Regions from separate parts of the Mus musculus genome. Here region 2 is linked to region 1. Evidence: chromatin loops called from intact Hi-C (ENCODE). Cell type or tissue: heart. All regions are shown on one strand.

Evidence for each region. Hi-C counts contacts between places; a loop is a spot of excess contacts. Peaks named below come from ENCODE experiments on the same cell type or tissue, not always from the same donor. Only the 100,000 strongest peaks of a DNase experiment are listed, where the experiment ranks them.
Region 2: it touches region 1 in a loop (2.8-fold over the local background); 10 of 42 quality-filtered maps call a loop at or near these places.

Annotation. Positions count from the first base shown.
Region 1 is chr5:25,432,874-25,440,873 of GRCm38, forward strand. The region is part of intron 2 of Kmt2c (lysine (K)-specific methyltransferase 2C); the gene reads right to left. Among named protein-coding and RNA genes, the nearest start is that of Kmt2c, 62 kb to the right of the region's middle. In heart, a CTCF peak has its summit at 3,412 (motif pointing right); a DNase peak (open chromatin) is centred at 3,398.
Region 2 is chr5:25,524,902-25,532,901 of GRCm38, forward strand. 1700096K18Rik (RIKEN cDNA 1700096K18 gene) reads left to right here and starts at 5,117. Exons shown (of 1, transcript NR_027388.1): 1 at 5,117-6,565. In heart, CTCF peaks have their summits at 1,540 and 4,686; DNase peaks (open chromatin) are centred at 1,400, 2,250 and 4,830; H3K4me3 peaks cover 2,284 bases; H3K27ac peaks cover 2,832 bases.

The DNA.
Region 1 (8,000 bases):
TATTTATTCTTGTTAGCGACAATCCTGTAGCGAATTTCTTTTTGCTATGTTGCTACAGTAGAACTGGGCAGCTTCAAGTCCACCTTCATAAATACATGTTTCAGATGCATGTAGTTTGGTGGCTGGAGTTTTAAGAGTCCCCTACTGCACTCACAAGGATATCTTTTCAGATGTGCCAGAACAGCCCCTACTCCAGTAACACCCACAAAAGCCAGCAGCGTATTTCTGATGCCGCCTTCTAGGTCCTGTGCGTGGAAGAACTCCACAAACCCATCCCAGCCTCTTTGTTTGACAAGCGAGTCCCATTTCGGCCTTACAAGGATCTGTGATACTTTCTGCTAATGGTTCAATGCAACTTTCTTGGTTTATGCTCTTTAAGTGTTTGGCCACAAAGGCACCAAAAGAAATGAGTATGAATTGGTAGTTTGGGTTTTTTTTAAATGTGATCATAAAATTCACAGGTAGTAAATGGTGAGAAGCTAGAAGCAATCCCACTAAAACCAGGGATTAGACAAGGCTGTCCACTCTCTCCCTACCTATTCAACATTGTACTTGAAGTCCTAGGCAGAGCAATTAGACAACAAAAGGAGATCAAGGGGATACAAATTGGAAAGGAAGAAGTCAAAATATCACTTTTTGCAGATGATATGATAGTATATATAAGTGACCCTAAAAATTCCACCAGAGAACTCCTAAGCCTGATAAACAGCTTCAATGAAGTAGCTGGATATAAAATTAACTCAAACAAGTCAATGGCTTTCTGTACACAAGGGATAAACAGGCTGAGAAAGATATTAGGGAAACACCACCCTTCTCAATAGTCACAAATAATATAAAATACCTTGGCGTGACTCTAAGGAAGTGAAAAATCTGTATGATAAGAACTTAAGTCTCTGAAGAAAGAAATTAAAGAAGATCTTAGAAGATGGAAAGATCTCCCATGCTCATGGATTGGCAGGATCAATATAGTAAAAATGGCTATCTTGCCAAAAGCAATCTACAGATTCAATGCAATCCCCATCAAAATTCCAACTCAATTCTTCAACGAACTACAAAGGGCAATCAGCAGATTCATCTGGAATAACAAAAAACCTAGGATAGCAAAAACTCTTCTCAAGGATAAAAGAACCTCTGGTGGAATCACCATGCCTGACCTAAAGCTGTACTACAGAGCAATTGTGATAAAAACTGCACGGTACTGGTATAATGACAGACAAGTAGACCAATGGAATAGAATTGAAGACCCAGAGATGAGCCCACACACCTATGGTCACTTGATCTTTGACAAGGGAGCTAAAACCATCCAGTGGAAAAAAAGACAGCATTTTCAACAAATGAGCTGGAACAACTGGCGGTTATCATGTAGAAGAATGCGAATTGATCCATTCCTATCTCCTTATACTAAGGTCAAATCTAAGTGGATTGAGGAACTCCACATGAAACCAGAGACACTGAAACTTATAGAGGAGAAAGTAGGGAAAAACCTCGAAGATATGGGTACAGGGGGAAAATTCCTGAATAGAACAGCAATGGCTTGTGCTGTAAGATGGAGAATCGATAAATGGGACCTCATAAAGTTGCAAAGCTTCTGCAGTGCAAAAGACACCGTCAATAAGACAAAAAGACCACCAACAGATTGGGAAAGGATCTTTACCTATCCTAAATCAGATAGGGGACTAATATCCAATATATATAAAGAACTCAAGAAGGTGGACTCCAGAAAATCAAGTAACCCCACTAAAAAATGGGGCTCAGAGCTGAACAAAGAATTCTCACCTGAGGAATACCGAATGGCAGAGAAGCACCTGAAAAAATGTTCAACATCCTTAATCATCAGGGAAATGCAAATCAAAACAACCCTGAGATTCCACCTCACACCAGTCAGAATGGCTAAGATCAAAAATTCAGGTGACAGCAGATGCTGGCGAGGATGTGGAGAAAGAGGAACACTCCTCCATTGTTGGTGGGATTGCAAGCTTGTACAACCACTCTAGAAATCAGTCTGGTGGTTCCTCAGAAAATTGGACATAGTACTACCTGAGAATCCCACAATACCTCTCCTGGGCATATATCCAGAAGATGTTCCAATGGGTAACAAGGACACATGTTCCACTATGTTCATAGCAGCCTTATTAATAATAGACAGAAGCTGAAAAGAACCCAGATGCCCCTCAACAGAGGAATGGATACAGAAAATGTGGTACATGTACACAATGGAGTACTACTCAGCTATTAAAAAGAATGAATTTATGAAATTCCTAGGCAAATGGATGGACCTGGAGGGCATCACCCTGAGTAACCCAATCACAAAGTAACTCACACAATATGTACTCACTGATAAGTGGATATTAGCCCAGAAACTTAGGATACCCAAGATATAAGATACAATTTGCTAAACACATGAAACTCAAGAAAAGAACAAAGTGTGGACACTTTGCCCCTTCTTAGAATTGGGAACAAAACACCCATGGAAGGAGTTACAGAGACAAAGTTTGGAGCTGAGAGGAAAGGATGGACCATCTAGAGAGTGCCATATCCGAGGATCCATCCCATAATCAGCTTCCAAACGCTGACACCATTGCATACACTAGCAAGATTTTGCTGAAAGGACCCAGATAGAGCTGTCTCTTGTGAGACTATGCCGGGGCCTAGCAAACACAGAAGTGGATGCTCACAGTCAGCTACTGGATGGATCACAGGGCCCCCAATGGAGGAGCTAGATGGATCTGCATCCCTATAGGTGGAACAACATTATGAACTAACCAGTACCCCCAGAGCTCATGTCTCTAGCTGCATATGTATCAAAAAAATGGCCTAGTCGTCCATCACTGGAAAGAGAGGCCCATTAGACTTGCAAACTTTATATGCCCCAGTACAGGGGAATGCCAGGGCCAAAAAGTGGGAATGGGGGGGGGGGGGGATGGGGGACTTTTGGGATAGCATTGGAAATGTAATTGAGGAAAATACCTAATAAAAAATATATATATATATAATTCACAGGTAAGTTGACAAGAGAAAATAATCATCTTGAGTGAAATTACTCATACCTAAAAAGACAAATAGTCACTTATATGTCGATGCTAGCCGTTAAATCACTGATATAAGCAAGCTTCAATCTGTATAGCCGGGAGGGGGGGGGGATACTCTGCAGGAAAGGGAAATTGAATACATATTTATGGATGGGTAGGGAAGAGATTGGAACAGGATGATCAAATAAAAAGAAGTAAAGGAAGGGAAGGAGGGACAGATAAAGCCAAAAGCCATTTGAGAAATTGTATGAAACTTAATACAGTAGACGCTTCTTACACACACACACACACACACACACACACACACACACACACACACGTCAGGGCTTTAAAAAAAAAATTACAGGACCTTAGTTTGCCTTTAATTCCACCACTAGGTGGCAGAGGCACGCAAATCTCTGTTATTTCCAGGCCAGAGAGAGCTACATAGTGAAACCCTATATCAAAAAAAAAAAAAAAAAAAAAAAAAAAAAAAAAAAAATTACAAGTACTTTGTGTATATATTACAGCTTCTATGAGCAAGTGTGTAGTGTCTGCACTCTCCATCTATGTGCATTTCTTTTGCTCTTTCTTAGGCTTTTTCTTGTTTGGCTGTTTTGTTCTATTCCGATTTGTTTGCTTTGTTTTATTTTATTGCTATTCTTTAGAGGCTTGTTTGTAATTCTGAGAGATAGAAAGCTTGAAGATTAGGTATGAGAGGGGAGATGGGAAGGAACTGATAGAAGCAGGGGGAAGGGAAAACATAATATATTGCATGAAAAAAATCTATTATACTTTTTAAAAAAACAACATAGCTCAAATTGATCAACACATCAATTGAATGCAATTTTCTATCAAAATATGAACAATTTTCTTCAAGGAACAAGAAAAGTTAATAACAAAATATATAAGGAAAGACCAGGCATGGTGGTGCATGCTTCAAACCAAAGTAGAGTCAGGTATATCTCTATGAATTTGCCCCTAGTCTGGTACCCATAGGGAGCTCCAGGCCACACGGGGCTATATATGAGGCCCTGACTCAATAAATGAATGCCTTCAGAAGGTAAAACAATCCTGAAACTGTGGAAAAGCAGATAGGGGTATAGAGGGATAGGGACACATGACCTAGAAGAACTATAATACCTGACTTTAAAATATACAACTCGTAGGTAGGGTGTAATTCAGAACTTGAGAGGGATGGAACTAATACTGTAAGTTCTAGACCAAACTGAGCTATAAACAGTATCTCCTCACACACAAACTTTTTAAAAAAAAGGAAAGGAAAGGAAAGGAAAGGAAAGGAAAGGAAAGGAAAGGAAAGGAAAGGAAAGGAAAGGAAAGGAAAGGAAAGGAAGATGCTCCACAAAGTGAGCATGCAATGCAGAAGAAATAAAGCAGGCCCCTAATTCTAAACATGTACAGTTGGGTCATATCATTCCATAAAACCCAAAACTTTGTAACTATTAAAAGTGCAGAAGCGCTTCAAAAATCACCCCTCATCACAAAGACATCTTTAGATATGGAAAGCCCATGGGGAGGAGGGGGGAAAGAAGACACCAAGAACAACTAAAGCAAAAACTTAACTAATAAGGTTTCTAAGAAAATCTGTCCAAGAAAGGAAACCATCAACAAGATGAACAACCTGCAGAATGGGAAGTGAAGTACAAATTATTCATTAATAAGTGATATACTTGCAACATATGTAAGACATTCAACTCAAAAGCAAGAAGAGGGTGTGTTATATGACAGAGAATGTCTAAGAAAATATCTCATCATAGAAGTAAAAACCAAAACCACAAAATGTCATCTCATCCTCCCAAGTAGCTATAAAAAATAATAAGACAAAAATGACTGGTGTTAAGATAAAAGACTGTCCTCATATGCGCTGATAGTAAGAATGTAAATTAGCCCACTTAAGACTGGAGAGATGGGTCTTCCAGTCTGGACTGGTGCCCTGAGTAGACCTTGGGCACTAATTCTGTAGCCAGTCCCACAACTCCCAGAGAAGACCCACTCCCAGGAGCTCTTACACGCCCAGGACCACAGGACCACAGGACCATAGGATCCCTGGATCCCAGAATCCCAGGAGTTTTGCCACACCAGGATCTCAGGGTCCCAGAGGTAGCTTGACTCCCAGGAGCTCTGACACACCCAGGATCTCAGGATCACAGAATCACAGAGACAGCTGAACTCTGAGGAGTTCTGACACAACCAGGATCACAGGAAAGACAGACTTCAGTCAGATATAGCAAAGGCAGGTAGCACTAGAGATAATCAGATGGTGGAGGCAAGCATAAGAACATCAGCAACAGAAACCAAGGTTACTTGGCATCAACTTGGCAAAACTCTGATTTAAAAATCACATCTCATGATGATGATAGAGGATTTTAAGAAGGACGTAAATCACTCCCTTAAAAAAATACAAGAGAACACAGGTAAACAGCTAGAAGCCCTTAAAGAGGAAACACAAAAATCCTTTAAAGAATTACAGGAAAACACAATCAAACAGGCGAAGGAAATGAGCAAAACCATCCAAAATCTAAAAATAGAAATAGACACAATAAAGAAATCACAAAGGGAGACAGACAACCCTGGAGTTAGAAAACATAGGAAAGAGATCAGGAGTCATAGATGCAAGAATCACCAACACATACACGAGAGAATCTCAGATGCATAGAAAAGAATGACACAATATCAAAGAAAATGCAAAAAGCCAAAAGCTCCTAACCCAAAACATCCAGAAAATGCAGGCCACAACAAAAAGATCAAACGAAAAGGTAAGGCTAATAGAAGAGAACAAAGATTCCCAACTTAAAGGGCCAGTAAATATCTTCAACAAAATTATAGAAGAAAACTTTCCTAACCTGAAGAAAAGAGATGCCCATGAACATACAAAGAAGCCTATAGAAGCCCCAATAGATTGGACCTGAAAAGAAATTCCTCCAATCACATAATAATCAAAACACCAAATACACTAAACAAAGAAAGAATATTAAAAGCAGTAAGGGGGAAAGGTCAAGTAACATACAAAGGCAGGCCTATTAGAATTACACCAGAGACTATGAAAGCTAGAAGATCCTGGACAGACGTTATACAGACCCTAAGAGAATACAAATGCCAGCCTAGGCTACTATACCCAGCAAAACTCTCAATTAGCATAGATTACCTAACCCTAAACTTAACCCTGATTTTTTTTTTGGGGGGGGGGGGAGAACCGAGTTCTGGGTGCACTTCCTACAGCTCAAGATATTTCATGACAAAACCAAATTTACATATCTTTCCATAAATCCATCCCTAAAAAGGATAATAGATAGAAAACTCCAACACAAGGAAGAAAGCTACACCTTAGAAAAAAAGAAGAAAGTAATCTTTCAACAAACCCAAAAGAAGATAGGCACACAAAGATAATCCTACCTCTAACAACAAAAATAACAGGAAGTAACAATCACTTTCCCTTGGTATCTCTTAACATCAATGAACTTAATTCCCAAAAAAATGACACAGACTAATAGACTGGATAAGTAAACAGGACCCAGCATTTTAATGCATACAGGAAACGCACCTCAGTGACAAAGATAGACACCACCTCAGAGTAAAGGGCTAGAAAACAATTTCCAAGCAAATGGTCCCAAGAAACAAGCTGGAGTAGCCAGCCGTTTTAATACCAAATAAAATCGACTTTCAACCAAAAGTTATCAAAAAAGATAAGGAAGGACTCTTCATATTTGTCAAAGGAAAAATCTTCAATTCTGAACATCGATGCTCCAAAATTCAAGGGCAACCACATTCATAAAAGAAACTTTACTAAAGCTCAAAGCACACATTGCACCCCACACAATAATAATAAGGAGACTTCAATGCCCCACTTTCAGCAATGGACAGATCATGGGAACATAAACTAAACAGAGACACGGTGAAACTAACAGAAGTTATGAACCAAATGGATCTAACAGACATTTACAGAACATTTCATCGTAAAGCAAAAGAATGTACCTTCTTCTCAGACCTCATGGTACCTTCTCCAAAACTGACCATATAATCAGTCACAAAACAGGCCTCAACAGATACAAGAAGATTCACATAATCCCATGCACCCTATCAGATCACCATGGACTAAGGCTGGTCTTAAATACCAACAAAAACAATGGAAGACACGCATACACATAGAATCTGGTTGCTCTACTCAATGATGACTTGGTCAAGGAAAAAATAAAGAAAGAAATTAAAGACATTTTAGAATTTAATGAAAATGAAGACATGTCATACCAAAATTTATGGGACACAATGAAAGCAGTGGTAAGAGGAAAACTAATAGCTCTAAGTGCCTCCAAAAAGAAACTGGAGAGAGCTTACACTATCAGCTTGAAGGCACACCTGAAAGCTCTAGAACAAAAAGAAACAAATACACCCAAGAGGAGTAGAAGGCAGGAAATAATCAAACTTGGGGCTGAAATCAACCAGATAGAAACAAAAGAACTATACAAAGAATCAACCAAACCAGGAGCTGGTTCTTTGAGAAAATCAACAAGCTAGATAAACCCTTAGCCAGACTAACCAGAGGGCACAGAAACAGTATTATATTTAATGAAATCAGAAATGAAAAGGAGATATAACTATGAAATATATCTTAAAATAACTATTCTGTTTGTTGAATATTAACAGTTGAAAATATTAAAATCATGTTCTACACACACACACACACACACACACACACACACACAAAGACTGGAGAGATGGCTCAGCAGTTAAGAACGCCGACTGCTCTAATCCCCAGTACCACAGGGAAACTTATCTATCACCCATTTCAGGAGATCCAACACCCTCTTCTGACCTCTGAGGGCAACAGGCTTATACAACGTACACTTACATACATGGAGGCAAAATATTTATAAACATAAAATAAAAATCAATAAATCTTGAAAAATAGTTCAGTTATTATAGAAAACCTAAGTAATGTTCCTGAAGGGGGAGGGGGGAGCCACATGGTAGGGC
Region 2 (8,000 bases), 92 kb after region 1:
TGGTGGGATTAAAGGCATGCACCACCACTGCCAAAAACCAACTTATTTATTTCATGTATGTGAGTACACTGTCGCTGTCTCCGGACACACTAGAAGAGGGCATCAGATCTCGTTGCAGATGGTTGTGAGCCATCATGCCGTTGCTGGGAATTGAACTTAAAACCTCTGGAAGAGCAGTCAGTGCTCTTAACCACTGGGCCATCTCTCCAGCCCAGAGTTGGAGAATTTATTAAAAATATTTTTTAATGGGGTAGGGTGTGATGGCTCATTCCTTTAATCCCAGTACTCTGGAAGTAGAGGCAGGCAGGTCTTTGAGTTTAAGGACAGCCTGATCCACAGAGTAAGTTCCAGGAGAGTCAGGGCTGCACAGAGAAGCTGACTTGAAAAACCAAAAAAAGAAAAAGGAATTATTTTATGTGTATGAGTGTTTTTTCCTGCATGTGATGTCCCTTGGCCATCCAAGTGGCAGAGGGGTTGAAACGGGATACACCCAAGTTTCCTGCCTCCTCCAGCTTCTTCAGCTTTCTCCACCACAGCTCCATCCACCATCTCTAATGTTACAATTTCCTTTTTCTTGGTAACTCTTTTTAGGAGACTAAGCCATCCACAGGAAGACAAATCACAAAATACCCTGTAACAGGTTGCCTCTTCCTGAGCTTAACATGTCCTTTTAAACCAGGGGCTCAGAGAGAGACAGCCCTGGTGTGTAGCTATTAAACCAACTCTGGTCCTAAGAGCCTTCCTTCAAACCCACTCTCTTGGGGACACCCAGGGCTACACTTGAGCAGCAGGCATCCATCACCACCCTCGCCGCAGGTCTAGATGGTGGTTGCCTGCAGAGGCCAATGCAGGTACTTTGTTAGCATCAGGGCAAGCTTACCCACTGAATGCACTTGACCCTCCCCTCCTCAGGATACCACAAGTGAGTTCTTTTCCCAAGTCTGGGCAGAAACATAATCTCCTCCAATTCTCACACCAACGCTGAACATAGTCAAGTCCAGTATTATTAGCCCCACTTGATAGAGGAAGAAACTGAGACTTATATGTGGTTGGGGGTGGCTGGCAGTTCCCAAGCCTGCAGGAGGAGGAATACCTGTGCAATGTGACCCCGCAAACCCTTCCAGGTCTAAGCTGTGTCCATCCTTCAATCTGATTTATCTGGAATGGCAATGCTAGCAGTGAGTGTCCTTTAAGAACCTGAGATGATCCCGTTGATGGCAGGCTAATTCTCCTAAACCGTTAGTTATACATTCCATTATCCTAGTAGCCCTCCAGGACAGGAACATTGCAGGGCTCAAAACCTATCCCGATCCCACAGTAGGCTCTCTGCCCTGGGGAGACCACGTGACTATCCTGCACACAGCACATACCGGTCCCACCCTGTTTCTACCCTGCCCCAGGGCGTGATCTGCTCAACACTTCCCATTCCCCAGGGCCAGGGAACTCTGGCTCAGAATGCAGGAAGCTGAGCACCTTTGAGCCAGAGCTGGACTCAGTGCTTGCTGAGCTCACAGGAGATCCTAGGTCAGCCCCTAGCTGGGAGCAACCAGATGACAGCAGACTTGGATGGAAAATGTTAGCTAAAGGGATGTCCACAGAAATTTTATTTAGAATTTCCACTTTTATTGAAAGTTAGATTGTTTTCATACAATATATTCTGATCACATGTTCCCCTTCTCCCACACACACCCTAACCCTCTCCCCACCTCCCCATACCCACAGGATTCTTTTTTGAGATGGTTTGGTTTGACATGTTTGTTTTTATAAACAGGGTCTCGTGTAGGCCAGGCTGGCCTCAAATTCACATGGCTACTGAGGCTAGCCTTGACCTCATGACTGACCAGCCTGCTTCTACAAGCCTCCACACCTCAGTTTGGGACTGGGTAGTTGTGCACAAATACAAGGGCATGTCTTTACCCTTAAAACTGACAGACAGACCAAGACTGGCATCACAGAGACCCAACGTTAACCAGCAGTCACCAAGCTCATCCTGTATGTTTGGGGCACGCAGGTTGGTGCTACATTTAAACTCCAGGGCAGCTGCTCTAAAACTGTCCTAGCCAAAGCCTGTGTCATAGAAACACCAGACAGGTCCAGCCACTGAGAGAGTGCTGGAGTGGGGGAGGAGAGAAGAACCTCTTTTTACTGTGTTCCTGCCCTGTGGGATGACACTTATAACCACCTCCAGGGCAGCAGCTGGGATCCCCTCCCCCACTGGAACCAGCATCCAGCAGAGCCTGGAGCTGCCCTGGGGAAAGGGGGGCTGCCTGCCAAGGATCTGCCCACCTGGGGCCACCGCCAGGGCCCGGCCCGAGCCCGGGGCCCAGTCAGACTCTGCAGTCTGTACACAACCTGAAACAAAGTGGGCAAAAGGCTGTCCTTGAGTCCACATGCCTTAGTTCTTACTCTGCTCATCAAGAAATAACAGGAAATAAAGTAAGAAAATGAAAGAATCATAAACTGTTTACAAGAGTAGCTCCTCTCCCAATTCTTGTTCACAGGTGTGTCTACACCATGGGGTCCAGCCAATAGGAAGACTGGGTTGCCTGTTGACTGGATCCCATCTCATGGAAGCATTTGTTTATCCACTAAGCATTTGCTAAACCTGCCCTAGCAAATAGAAAGAGCCCAGCTTGGAGGGAGAAGGGGAACCAGCCATTTTAAGTAAACAAGAAGGCTTCAGATGGTGCAGCATGCTTTGAAGGAAGTAACTGGGAGAGGACAGAAAGTACCTGGTTGGGGGCAGGGAAAGGACCCATTTCAGATCAGCTGACACTGAAGGCTGGCCTGAGAAGTCAGAAGAGATGCAGCTCCACACACAAGCCCCGAAGCCTCAAGTGCAAAGTTGGAAATGGGAAGCCCTGAGGGAAGGTTCTCAGTGTGCCTGGACTGCGCAAGCTAGGCACCTACAGAGCTGGGCCTCCCCCAGCCAGGATCCCGGAGCTCTGCAGACCTCGGGATGCAACCTAAAAGGCCACTTCTGTCAACTGGAATGCCTTAATGAGCCTGACAGGGCAATCTGCGGAGCCTGACCTGCATGCACACAAGATCATCTACTTTAGTAATTTTGAAAAAGTCATGGGTGTGGAGAGGGAGTGGCAGAGTAAGTGGGTCAGGGTCTTCTGTGGCCCAGGCTGGCCTTGAACTCCTGATTTTACTCCAGCCTCCCCAGCACTGGGATCTCAGGCAAGACCACCACACTCAACAGCTGTTTTGTTTTTGAGCTGGTTTCAAATAGCTCATACTGACCTTGAACTCCCCATGAGGCTGGCCTTGAATTCTTCCTGCCCCCAAATCCCAAATGCGGAGAGTACCAGAATTACCACAGTGGGGATTAAGACAACCCCCAGAAGACAGGGTTTCAATGCACAGCCCTGACAGGCCTGGGATCTGTAACCCTTCCTCTGCTCACCAGCAAAGGCTAGGCCAGTTTCAAATTTCAACTAAATTTCTCTTGGAGACTACATTGCACTGTGCAGTTTTATCAGTTTATTTCTTCTCTCTCCCCTCCCCCTCCCCCCCACCCCTTGGTTTCTCAGTGTAGCCCTGGCTGTCCTGGAACTCACTCTTGTAGACCAGGCTGGCCTCAAACTAAGAAATGCGCCTGCCTCTGCCTCTCATGAGCTGAGATTAAAGGCATGAGCCACCACTGCCCAGCTTATTTCTATTCTCTAAAACGATTTAAAAAAGCTAGCTCAATTATAGAAAGTACACATGTAAATTTTAAATGTCAATATTGCATAAACAATGGAAATTTGACTGCTACTCAGGAAAGGCAGCCTATTATTTTTGGAGTAACAAATTTGGTCACTTTAGGAACTAAGTCCTGGGACTGCAAAGATGACTCAGGTTCACAGCTCTGGCTCTTCCAGAGGACTTTAGTTCAATTCCGAGCACCCACAAGGTAGCTTGCGACTGTAACTCCGACTGGAATCTAACATCCTTACACAGACATACAGGCAGGCAAAACACCAATGCACATAAAATGAAAATTAATTAAAAAAATTCAATCCCAGGGTGGAGAGATGAAACCTTCTGCAGAGGAGCCCCCAAGTTAGGTGGCCCACAACCAGCGGCTCCAGGAACCCAGCGGCCGCCCTCTCTGGCTTCTGCAGTCAAACCCCGTACCAAGGAACTAGCGAGTTCCAAACCAGTCAGAGATACAAAGGGAGAGGTGAGATCCTGTTTGAAGAAACCTCCAAACCTAAGACACACCCAAAGAAAAGCACTACCCCCACCACCATCAACAACAAAATGTTTGAATGATCTGGGCCGTCCAGTTCCTTTCTGGAACCAAAACCAGCTAATATTGATATTGACGTTTATCACTTAACCCCTCTCCCTGATTTCGAAATGAAGTCTGTTCCACTCAGCCGAATTTAAGGAGAGGTGTGAGGGAATGAAGGCGGTGTGCGTGGGGGCTGGGGAAGAAGGAGTTGAAAGGGGCGGGGTGCGGCGGGGTACAGAGGCAAATGTAGATCGCTGCTACATTGAGTTTGGGACCGGGACCAGGTATCGAGGCCCGGGCTCCCAGACCCAAAGAAAGCAGGAAGAAACGCAGCAAAGAGGGAGGGAAGCCGACAGAAACCGGAATGCCCACGGGAACAAACTCAACAGTGACCAGCTGGAATCCACCGCGGACCATAGGAGGCAAGGCGCCTGGCGCGAGGGGCCAATAGGAGGACGAGCCGAAAGAGGGGCGCTGCAAGGCCAACCCGAGGACCAGCAAGACTGGGGGCGGGGCCTCTGGGACGAAGCCAATGACTGGGAGAGCGGCCTGGGACGCGTGGCCAATGGCAGGGCGAGCTGGGTTGGGGCGTGGCCCCTGGTTTGAAGCCAATGGCAGGGAGTACAGCTTGGGCGAGGCCAGTGGGAGCTCGAGGGTGGGGGAGGAGCCAGACCCGGAAGACAGTGGGGGCGGGGAGCCGCGATGACAACCTGTCAAGTCCACTTCGGGACGAACTAGGTCACGCGCTTCTTGTAGCTCCGGCGCCCCCGCCCCGCGAGGCCCTGCGGGTGGCCCCGGGGCCGGGCCGCACCGCTTCCTCTTCCTGCCCGCGGGGGTGGGGGCGGGGCGGACACCTGCCGTTCGCCGGCCCGCTCCAGCCTTCGGGCTGCCGAAGGTCTCCTAGCCTTCGGGCCAGTGCCCGCCGATCCTCCGGGAGCCAGGTCCGCGATCTCCGGCGCCCGCCGTGGGCTCGGGAAAGCGCACAGCGCACTACTTGTCGCGGAGGGATCCGGCCCCTGAGTTACCTGTTCTCCACTCGGAGCTGACCTCGGTCCAAGGGCCCGCAAGTCCGCCTCACCGAGAAGTAATACAGGTTCGGATCCGCGCCGCCGACCTCACAATGGCGCGGGCGTCCAGCCACTGTCACGCAGCATCCCGTGCGATTATTCGCCCAGAGCCTCACTGCTTAGGGGACCACGGCGGGGCCCTTCTCCCTCTCGCTCATTCAGAAGATGAGAACGTCCCCGCACGACACAACGACGCTGTTTTAACAATACCCAACTAACTCTGCTCTTCCAAACTGCACACACTTAAAGGTGACATGGCCACAGACGCTGGGTTGCAATACTACGCTGGAATTCTGCACTAATTATTTAAAAGCTTTCTTACAGTACTACAGCGAAACGACCGGTTACAAACCTTTCATTTTCGTTCGAACACCGTACTCTAACCAATGGATATTTTGTGAATACTTCTATTCAGTATCTCTAGATTTTTAAAAAAAAAAACCCAAATGTAAAGAAAGACATTACCAAATGAGTGGTTCATCAGTGAAATAATTTGTTTTGCCTTTACATTTTAGCCTTTTTGGAAGGCACATTATTTGCAGTATACACAGATATAAATTTTGTACATTTAAAATAGCCTGTATAGCCTTTTTGTCGTTCTTTCTTGAAGCCCCTCCCACTCTGAAGATTCTTTCGCTTCTATTAATTTTAAGTCTGGTTAAAAAAATAGTGCTTGAGGCCATCCTGGTCTACAGAGTGAGTTCCAGGACAGCCATGGTTAAAAGAGAAACCCTGTCTCAAAAAAACCAAAACAAACAAAAAAAAAATAGTGCTTAAATTAAACATAAAAACAATTAGCATTTACATTTGAATAATGCTTCTTCATGTTTATTACCATGTACATTACTAGGAACTGGAAGTCCAATCTTGTAAAAAATTAAAATTCAAGACAGGCCTTTATAGTGAGGTTATTGTCTTTTCATTATAACTCATTTTTTACAGCCAGCTAATTTTCCAGAGGGAATTACTGTTCCTATCTTTAGTCAATTTGGTTAAGAATTCTTTGCCTTTAAATATATAAAAATGTTTGTGTATGATTTTATTTTTCTGTGAGAGCATTAAGGTTAGAGGACAACTTGTGGGCATGCTATTCTTTTACCTAGGAATGGAACGCATTTCCACCCTGTGACAGGGTCTCATGTATCCTTAGATAGCCTGGAACTCACCTGTATAGATCACATTGACTGAAATTTCAGAGATTCCTCTGCCCCTCTATTCCTGGGATTAAAGGTGTACAACACTGCCACCAGCATTAAAAATTGTCTTTATACGTCTCTGGTTTTTTTTTTTTTTTTTTTTTTTTTTTTGGTTTTTCGAGACAGGGTTTCTCTGTATAGCCCTAGCTGTCCTGGAACTCACTTTGTAGACCAGGCTGGCCTCGAACTCAGAAATCCACCTGCCTCTGCCTCCCAAGTGCTGGGATTAAAGGCGTGCGCCACCACGCCCAGCACGTCTCTGTTTTTACATTACCTATATGTAACTGTCCACTGAGGCCAGAAGAAAGTCGTGGATCCCTGGAGCTTGGGTTAATTCCAAAAGGTTGTACGCCAGCTTTTGGTACTGGGAAGTGATCTTGGGTCCTTGGAAGAAGCAGCAAGCACTCTTAACCCAGGAGACAGCCTCCTGGCCACACCTCCCTTTTGTTTTTAATTTCCAAGATTTTGAAGTCTTTTCCCATTGAAGGCTGTTTAATTCTTCCATCTCCTTGGGAATAGAACCCAGAACTTGCCCATGCGCAGTGCGCTGGTCATTCTTTACTGTCAGTTAATATTAAGCAGACTATACAACTACAAAGGTTTTCTTCCTTCAACAAAAAAAAAATACACCTTGATATTAGCAATAAGCAAAGTCAACAGTGTCAAAAACATGAGTATGAACTCCTGTCATGGACTTATCCCATTGGTATTACAACTTATGACTTATCCCATAGGTATTACAATAGGAAGTCATGTTAAACTTCTGACAACTTGCTGTCCATGCTCTGCTGGTACTCTCTCCAGCTCTTCATGACTTTTCTTGCCTTCTTCCCCTGATCAGAAGTGAGATGTTAATTTGTGATCTCCTATAACAAGATGACCAGTGTGTTCTTTTCTGCACCCATAAGTCTCAAGAACTCTTGTTTTCTTTCTTCATTGCCCAAGTCTGCTGCCTCCCAATTGCTAGGTACAAGATTACCGCCGGGGGAAGCTGAACGCTTCACCTCGTGCATGCATATGAGACTCCTGGGCAGCACTCATGGCAGCTGGGATCCCGTCGGGGGAAGTGCCAAACATATCCTGTCGCAGTTTTCCTCAAATGTAACACCAGCAGCCCTCACCCAGCAAGCAGCTGGCCCAAGCAGCGCCACTCCAGAACGCAGAGCCCCTCCGGGCCTTCTCCAGCACAGTCCTTTTGTTTTATTTCTGAGATAGGGTCTCAGATACCCAATGATGGCCTTGAATTCAGTATGTATCCTAGGCTGGCCTCAAGTTTTAGAGACTCCTCTGGCCTCAGACTTCTGTATTGCTGAGATAAAGGCCTATGCCACTAGGCACAGCTTATTTTTCTTAAACGTTTTAATGCAGTGTGTCATTTTAAAACTGGCCAATCACGTAAGAAAAACTACTTGGTGTGAGCAAGGAAGAGCTGCCTCCCACCCCCTTGCCAGCTGCTGCAGGAGGGAGGGCAGCCCTCTTGCCTAGGCAGCACCTCCCTTGAGAGCTGGT